Linked DNA regions of Homo sapiens: region 1 is linked to region 2. A link is a contact called in ENCODE Hi-C or POLR2A ChIA-PET data. All regions are on one chromosome and are shown on one strand. Each heading gives the region's core, a stretch centred on a gene start or an enhancer-like site at or near the end of the contact. The rest is flanking DNA. Distances are from core to core; before and after follow the strand shown.

Region 1 (4,384 bases), core at 919-3,418, 1.1 Mb before region 2:
AAACCCTTAGAATTATCAATCTAAAAACAGAGCTTTTATTAACCTAAAATGACCATCACAGATATAACACATTTAGCAAGCATCAGCTCTATGGCCAAACCACCTGCAACTCCATCTTCTTGGCCACAAGCTCTTCAATCTTGGGCCTCACTGCGCCTGTCTTCTCATTTATAAACGGGGAGGTAACAGTACCTACCTCTTAAGGTTGCTGCTAGGCTCAAATTATTGAATTCATGCAAGGCACTGGCACTATGGCAGGGTTGGACACAAGTCAGGGCTCAGTCAACACAGGCTGTCATTCTCATCAGGTGTGTAAAGCCCTATTCAAGGCTGCCTATGGAACCAGAGACATCTGGAGCCATTTGCTCATCGGTCATGTATTAAACACCTACTACGTGCCCAACACTGTACTAGTGCTGGTCCTACAACCGACTGGCCAAGTTATCTAACCCTTCCTCCTCAGCTAAACAGGAAACAACAGGACGGGCACAATGGCTCATGTCTGTAATCCTAGCACTTAGGGAGGCGGAGGCAGGCAGATCGCTGGAGTCCAAAAGTTCAAGACCAGCCTGGGCAACATGGTGAAACCCCGGTCTCTACCAAAAAAATACAAAAAAATTGGCCAGGTGTGGCAGCACCCGAGGTGGGAGACTCCTTTGAGCCTGGGTGGTCGAAGCTGCAGTGAGCAGTGATCATGCCTCTGCATTCCAGCCTGAGTGACAAAGGGAGATCCTGTCTCAAAAAATAATAATAATAAATAATAATTTAAAAAAGGAAATAACAGCACCTGCTGCACAGGGTGAAGAAAACCGAGGGAGGCGCCTGATCTAAAGGTCTTGCACAGTGTGTGGGATCCAGTGGGTACTTCATAAATGATAGAATTCATCACTACACGTCTTCTCCCCTACAAGCCTAGAAGTGACTTGAAATTTTCTAATTTCGCTTTTTGTTCTCAGTGACTAATATTAATTCCTTGAATGCTGCAGATACTCAGCAAAAACTCCTTGCATTGAATTTAAGAATTCCCCTGCACCTTCCCAGTTTACTTATTTCAACACCCCCCAAAAATGCAGGAAAAAAATAAACAAAAAGGCCATACATTACCTGAGTTAAAATACAGTGTTAAGTCTATGCACCAGGATACTGTACGGCTTCTTACTACACCTTAACTTTCTAAGCTTTAGAAGTCTCAACTGTTACTAGACAGTTAATTTCAAAGAAATACTTCTACGCTGACAGTTTTCTCCAAACCGGTCCCTTATCTCAGCCCTAGGACCACACTATTTCTGCATCTCCACGGACACACCACCTCCTGCTTGCTTTTCCTTCAGAGGGACGCCAGTGGTCCACTCGCAAGACTTTAATCTCTACGCTGCTTCCTTTCCTAAGCAAGGAAACAAACTATCCTTGAGAATGAGCACGGGGAAGGCCGAGACCATTAACAAAAGAATGTGAACTTTTTACATCGAGAGCCCTTTAAAGCTGCTGGTTTGGAAATAAACTTGAGTCCGCAAGCTTCCCACCGAGCGTGCTTTCCTGCTTCTGACAGCCAGCAGGGCTGGAGCAGCATTGTCTGGGGAGAAACACGCCGGGACTGGCCAACTTTTCGTTAAAGATGGTGCCATCCTACTCAGAACAAAGTGAAAGGTCAACGAAGCGAAGGAAGAGCTCCGAGAGGAGGGACAGCCTCGCCTCGGCCGGCGCTCCAAAGTTGGCCGGCCCCGCTACTTTTCCTTTTGTCCTCCGCACCTCCCCGGCACCCTGGCCGAGGCCCTCCCCGCAGATCCGGCTTGCGGGCGGCGGCGGCGGCACGGGGTCCGTGGGGGGCGCGGGCACAGGTACGCGGTCGCCTCCCTCACCTGCGCCCCCGCCCGCTCCCCCAGCCGCCGCCCGGCCCGCGCCGCGCACAAAGCGCGCCCGGCGGGAGCGCGGGCCGGACGCCCGGCGGCCTCGGCCCGGCCTCGGCCTGAGGCGGCGGCAGCGGCGGCGGCGGCGGCGGGGGGACCCGGGGCCCCGCCCGCCCGCCGGCCGCCTGCCGCCGCCCCGCCCGGTTCTTCGCCCCCGCGCCGCCTCCGCCGCTGCCCGCCGCCCCCGCGCCGCCCCCCGCCGGCCCCGCTGCTCACCTCGGCATCGGCGGCGGCCATGGCCCGGGCCCGCAGCGTGGCCCCGCCCCTCCCGCGCGCCATCGCCCCGCCCGCGCCTCGCGGCCCAGAGTCGGGGCGGGGCCGATCGCCTACGTCTGCGCCTGCGCCTGCGCCCGCGCCTGCGCGTTGGAGCTCGACCGGTGCGGCGCCTGCGCACTGGAACCAGGCGTGCGGCGCCCCAGGCGCCGGGCCTGCGGCGGCCGGAACCGGAACGCGCGCCCGCGGGGTAGGAGACCTGGAGCTGGAGAACCCGCCCGCCAGAGTCGTAGTAGTGGATGGGGAGTAGCCGTCCCATTTTCAACACATGTCTCATTCTAAATTGACGTTTTGGTGGGCTGGCCGAAGAAGGAGAAAGACCCGCGGCTCCGACCTCTGACCTCTAACCCCGGACGCACTTTGATTTCGCCGGCTTGCGCGGAAGGCTGACTCCCTGGGCCGCGGCCTGGCGCGGGAGCCGCCTGTGGGGTGTCCCCGGCGCGGGAGGGTGCTCTGGTTCAGGCAGGTTCCCGTTGCGGCGGGGTTCCCTCGGTTGGGAGGAATGCCCCTGCCGAGGGTATGCTCCGGCTGGAGGGGGTGTCCCTAACGGCGGGAATACCTGGACTGGCTGGGGTGTCCCACTGGGGAGGGTTTCCCGGTGGGGAGGTGTCTGGCGGGGGAGCGGCTCCGGCTAAGCATGGGTGTTCTGCTAGGAGGATGTGTCTGGCTGGGGGCGGTGTCCCAATCGGGAGGGTTGCCCTGATGGGGGAGGTTCTACAGTTGTGGAGATGCCAACCTGGGGGGCGCTCCGGTTGGGGGGTGTGCCCTCTCTGGTTACCCCGCTCTCGCTGCCACTCATAGGCCCGCTGCCCAGGTATGCACAAGTCAAGGCCTTTTCTGCAGACCAAGTAGCCTTCCCTGGAGAGCGCCCCCAGCACCACGGAAACTACCTACATGCCCCGCGGTGGTCAGCCCGCCTTATCCCAGCCCCGAGACCCAAAACAAGAAGCATGGACTGAATTTGAGGTTTCTGGATGGTCGTGTGAACCGAGGGGACGGGTACTGGACTGACAAGAAATGAGCCTTGAAGGTCAATCTGGGTGACACCCGAGTCTCCTGGTGAGTCGGACTCCGGAGAATTATCTCAAGTCCAGCATAGACAGCGCACATAGACAGAAAAGGAAACGGACAATCCCAAGTGCCAAGGGAACCTTCCCAGGTTTCTTTAGGGCAGCTAAACTGCTCTGTCAAAGCCTAAGTCCATTTATGACAGGCCGAGCACCCTGAGCCCTCGCAGGAGACACGAGCGCCTTCATGGCCCTCCTGCCCCGCACCCACCTCTCCGCCACCCCTGCTGTCTGTCCCTTCCCTGAAACCTTTATTTCGAGTGTCTTTGTGGCTTCCCTCTTTACCATCCTTGAGTTGAAATATCACCTCTTAAGGGAAGCCTTCCCTCTCCTCCCTAGTTAAAATGATACTGCCCCCCCATACCTGTCTTCGTTGACTTACTTGGCTCCATCACAGTGTGTGTCATGTGACTCTCCCACATCCTGATTTGGAATATTGTCTCCCTACTAGAATGTAAGTCCATGGTGCCTAGAACAATACCTGGTGTACAGGAGACAAAATATTTGTTGACTGGGCCGGGTGCGGTGGCTCACGCCTGTAATCCCAGCACTTTGGGAGGCCGAGGTGGGCAGATCATGAGGTCAGGAGATGGAGACCAGCCTGGCTAACATGGTGAAACCCCATCTCTACTAAAAATACAAAAAATAGCCGGGAGTGGTGCTGGGCGCCTGTAGTCCCAGCTACTCGGGAGGCTGAGGCAGGAGAATGGCATGAACCCGGGAGGCAGAGCTTGCAATGAGCTGAGATTGTGCCACTGCACTCCAGCCTGGGCAACAGAGCAAGACTCTGTCTCAACAACAACAACAAAAAAATTGTTGACTGAATAAAGGGAGTTAGAATGTGAAGAAAAATCCTTCACCAAGCAAACATCCACCCTAAGTGAAGGTGTGGGAAGCAGCTGCAGGCAGCTTTTTCACTCCATTTTTCCATCAGCTGCTACCCTTGTGTGCCCCTCAGCACTTATGTCAAGATGCTGCTCTCAGCACGTGACATGCTAACACTGCAGACTTCAGGTCAGTCCTGAGAGGCAGGCACTGTTCTTACCCACATTTTATAAGTGACTGAACTGAAGCAAGGGAGTGGTGAGAGGCAGTGATGGGATTCAGCCCAGGAGGCCTTCCTTTCAACCATATACT
Region 2 (4,249 bases), core at 586-3,085:
AGATGGCCGCTTAGCTTAGAAAGGAAAACAGCACAATTTAGAATTCGTCCTGGGTGAAAGGTCTCGGCAGCATCTGCCTCCTGCTGCTTTCTGGAGTCGCATTTCCATGGAGCGGCCCTGGCAGGGAGGGTGGGAGTGGCACAGTGGAAATACTGAGGCGGGAACAAAGTGGTGGCGGTAGAGGTGGCGGGAGCGGCACAGCAGGCGCCGGGGCCACTTGGCACCCTCCCCCCGCAGCCCTCCTGGAGTCCCCGCCCGCCGCTCACCTGCGGGGGGCCCAGATAGGACAGGTTACCCCAGCGCCGCCAGGCCACTGAGCGTGGGGGATGGGACAGGCAGGTGCCGGGTGACCCTAAGAGGGACGCACGGAAGGGGAGTCCACGGGGGCACACCTGGCGTGGGTTGGGTCTCCTCCGTGGGAGCCCGAGAGCTGGGTGGCTTGGTGGACAGGGCAGCTCTCTCGTCCAGTCGGGGGAGACTGGCGTTCCCTATCTCAAGCCTCACTTTTTAGCCCCAGAGGGGTCTCCCCACCGCCCCTGATAGGAGGAGATGCGGGGACGGTGGAAGGTGGGGTGCGGGTCACTCATGGAAGCCCTGAGGATCCCCGTGGGCGCGGCAGCTGTTGGGTGCCACCTCACTCGGCCAAGCCCTGGCGCCCACCTCGCGGCCCACACCCACCTGGCCGCCGGGACAGCATTGAAGACAGAGTGGCCCGGGTACCGGGGGTGTGGCCAGCGCCAAAGCTGTGAAGGATTTGCTCACAGGCTGGTGGTCCTGGCCATGGCCATGCTGCAGGCCTGAGGTCCCTCCCACCTTCTCAGGGACGTCTGGGTGCTGTGCGGAGGGCAGGTGTTCGCCGTCTGTAGGGTGCTCCAGCTCTGTGGCCATGTGGGAGAGAGGTACAGACTGGGGCGGGCACAGGCTGGAGGCTGCCCACAGCAGCAGCGGGAGACTGGGCCCAAAGCTGCCCCCCACACACAGACCCCCACACCTGGCTCAAAACTTTCTCCAGGCTCGGCCCGGTTCCCCCCAGCTAGCGCGTCTCACGGAACCTCCAAGCCGTGGCTGTGGGGCCGTGGCAGGGGCCTTCCCTGTGGTGTCCGATGCCCAGGCTGGGAGTGGGGGCGGACAATGGGCCCTCTCAGCCTGCATTCCCCCACGGGAGCCTCCTCAGGCCTCCGGCTGGGGCTCCTGCCCCACCCGCTGGGAGCAGCTGCCGCCACGTCTGACACCTGCTCCCAGCCGCCCTTTGTCCGAGCACCGACGCCTGATTTATGGGGCGTGTTTTCCTCTTGCTGGCCCGGCGTGATACAGCCTCGTTAACTGGGATGCGTCCGGTTGGGCAGATTCTCCCACAGTCCTCCACGTTGGGGTCCGCGCTCAGGGTGGGGAGTGGGGCCCGGTGTCCGGGCAGAGTGTCGTGGTCCATTCAGGGACAGCCAATGTCCTGTGACCTCAGGGCACTTGGTGGGAGACTGCTCTAGGGGCTCGGACCTCCAGCGTCTCCCCTCTGGGGTCCCCTAAAGCTGTGGGATGGGCCTCCCCTGCCCCTCCTCCCCGTCTTGCCCAGCAGGTGAGCTTTTCCCGCTCCTTGGAGCCTCGAGGGGCCGGGAGGCAGGGGACCAGCTTGCATGGGCCAGGCTGAGGAGCCTCCAGCCCCGGCTTTGATGACCGAGCGCCCTCTGTCCTGTACCCACCCCCTGCCGACTTCAGCGGCTGGGAAAGCAAAAAGGGCCTTTTCTCCAAGCGGGAGCTGTGGCCAACTCCCGCCTGACAATGGGGCATTTATGTGGAGGGAGGGCGCCCCTCCTGTGGCCACAGCCCAGCCCAGCCCAGCCTGTGCACTCCACGGGTTCCCAGCGGCCGCTCCACCTCGGGGACCGGCCAGCCTGTAACTGGATCTGCATGCAGTGGGAACCACGTCTGCCCTCCCAACAGGTGCCCGCAGAGGCAGGTCTGTCGCTGCAGCCCCGGAGTGACCGGCCACATGGGATGGAGGAGGGGGAGCCTCATTCCGGGGCTGTGCCCGTCGCTCACTGGGCTGGCAGGAGCCGTAGCAAGGCCTGAGTGAATTCCCCAGAGCCCCTTTGGAAGGGGTGACATGTGTTTTCTTTAAGCCAGTTGGTTTGGGACTTTTGGCTTCTGGCAACAGATGGTCGGCCAGAGTGGCCCTTTTGCGTTCTCTCTACCCAAGCCGTGGTCACGGGTAAAAGCCTTCGGGGAAGACAGATGCCTCCCGGGCCTTTGGGACAGGGGCGTGGCTGGCTGCTGAGAAACGCACAGGAACCCCCACCCCCAGCCTCCACAAGCCCCTCGGGGTAAGGCCCCCCCAGGCCACTGCCACACATAGCACAGGTTTGATTGGAGACACTGGGGTGGGAATAAGCGGGAGAGGAGGCGAGGACTTGGGGGGCCGGTGGGGGTCCTGTGGGAAGCCGGCAGCTTCAGGGCCGGTCCTGGGGCAGGCGGCCGCCGCAGCCCCGCACCCAGGTGGGCTCCGGAAGGCGGGACGGTTCCCTCTGTACATCCCATCTGGAGGAGGCCATGCCCACCCAGGGCCTGAGCCGTGAGGCTGCTGCCTTCCCGGGCCGCTGGGGCCGCTGAGGCTGGTGGCATGTTCTGCTTCAGAGGCTTCACCACTGGGAAGAGCGGCGCCCGGCGGGTCCCAGACCTTTTCCCGGAGCGCAAGGCCAGGAGGTGACTGGGGCCGGAGATTTATGACCACAGCAGGTGGCTGGGGGGGGCAGGCTCTGCGCCTGTTGCCGCAGGGAACAGGTGAGACCAGGCCTGGGTGGAGATGCAGGACCCCTCCCCTGGCTCCCCTTGTTCTCTCTGAGCCCAGACTGTGTGTCCGGGGTGAGGGGCAGCCTTTCACCCACCTTGACGGGGTTGCAGAGACCTGGCAGAGGGACCTCCTCCTGGCACCTTGGTTTCCCCGGCTGTAATGTGGGTGCTTCTGCTCCTGGCTGATGTGCCTGGATGTGAGTTATGAAGACTCAATGCCGAAAGGGAAACGTGTCTGGGGGCTGAGCGTGGGCAGGGAACGGGCCAGCCTTCATCCCCAGTGCGATCTTGACATGAGATGTCCCATCCCCATTGCAGTCTCAGCCTGAGGTGTCCCATCAGAAAGGCTTCCTGGCCGGGCGCGGTGGCTTACGCCTGTAATCCCAGCACTTTGGGAGGCCGAGGCGGGCAGATCACGAGGTCAAGAGATCAAGACCAGCCTGGCCAACATGGTGAAACCCTGTCTCTACTAAAAATACAAAAATTAGCTGGGCATGGTGTCAGGTGCCTGTAGTCCCAGCTACTCGGGAGGCTGAGGCAGGAGAATCGCTTGAACCTGGGAGGCAGAGGTTGCAGTGAGCCTAGATCGCGCCCCTGCACTCCAGCCTGGGCAACAGAGCAAGACTCAAAAAAAAAAAAAAAAAAAAAAGAAAAGAAAAAGAAAGGCTTCCACGTAGGAAGGGGCTGATCCACACTTTCCGTGGCTGCCATCATGTTGACACCTGAAGGTTGGAAAAACCACGGCCTTTGTTACTGCCCAAGCAATGCCTGTTCGCTTTAGCAAAGCTGGGAAGAAAAGCAGATAGGCCTGCAGACCCGGAGGCTCTACGGAGCTAATGCACCCGGCTCCTCTCCATGGCTCTCCGCGGGTGTAGACCCAGACCCCTGCCCGGGCTGTGGAGTCCAAGCTGGGTTCTGCTGGAACATCCTAGTCTCTAGCTTGTTCCCCAAGTTAGCAGTCATTTGTCTTCTTCTTTCTTTCTTTTTTTGAGTCTTGCTCTGTCACCCAGGCTGGAGTGCAGTGGCGTGATCTCGGCTCACTGCAACCTCTGCCTCCTGGGTTCAAGTGATTCTCCTGCTTCAGCCTCATTCAGTGGCATTCAGTACATTCCCAAAGTTGTGCAATCGCGGCATGTGTCTGGTTCCAGAACATTTTATCAGCCCTAAGGGAACCCCGCTAAGCAGCCGTTGTGCCCGTGCCCGGGGTGTGGGGGGAGGCGGCTGTGCCCATGACAGGTTCCCGGTGCTGAGTGGCGGGGGCGCTGGGGAAGCAGGTGGGAACTAACTGCCCTGGCACATCTGCCAACAGCTGTGGCGGGGCCTTCGTGGGCCCGCGATGCCAGGACCCCAACCCGTGCCTCAGCACCCCCTGCAAGAACGCCGGGACATGCCACGTGGTGGACCGCAGAGGCGTGGCAGACTATGCCTGCAGCTGTGCCCTGGGCTTCTCTGGGCCCCTCTGCCT

What was found. Hi-C counts contacts between places; a loop is a spot of excess contacts on that map. ChIA-PET counts read pairs that join two places held with the same protein, here RNA polymerase II (POLR2A). Pooled maps may share reads with other maps.
Region 1: POLR2A ChIA-PET joins it to region 2 with 14 read pairs in activated CD4-positive, alpha-beta T cell. The contact joins the promoter of EHMT1 here to the enhancer-like site in region 2. A Hi-C loop is called at or near these places in 2 of 50 pooled maps. POLR2A ChIA-PET finds 5 or more read pairs at or near these places in 2 of 52 experiments (activated CD4-positive, alpha-beta T cell and activated CD4-positive, alpha-beta memory T cell).

The regions. Positions count from the first base shown.
Region 1 is chr9:137,616,789-137,621,172 of GRCh38, reverse strand. EHMT1 (euchromatic histone lysine methyltransferase 1) reads right to left here and starts at 2,168. Exons shown (of 27, transcript NM_024757.5): 1 at 2,124-2,168. The coding sequence starts at 2,144. It overlaps ARRDC1-AS1 (ARRDC1 antisense RNA 1), which reads left to right and starts at 2,278. Exons shown (of 3, transcript NR_122035.1): 1 at 2,278-2,642; 2 at 2,982-3,239. RefSeq lists enhancers at 1,042-1,760, 2,426-2,475 and a silencer at 2,086-2,385.
Region 2 is chr9:136,523,824-136,528,072 of GRCh38, reverse strand. NOTCH1 (notch receptor 1) reads left to right here. Exons shown (of 34, transcript NM_017617.5): 3 at 4,094-4,249. It overlaps LOC124902310 (a long non-coding RNA gene), which reads right to left. Exons shown (of 3, transcript XR_007061865.1): 3 at 2,496-2,975. Among named protein-coding and RNA genes, the nearest start is that of MIR4673, 6.3 kb to the right of the region's middle. RefSeq lists an enhancer at 891-1,762. Within about 2 kb of position 1,835, at least 15 of the 41 ENCODE cell types and tissues checked have a DNase peak (open chromatin) inside an H3K27ac peak, as active enhancers do.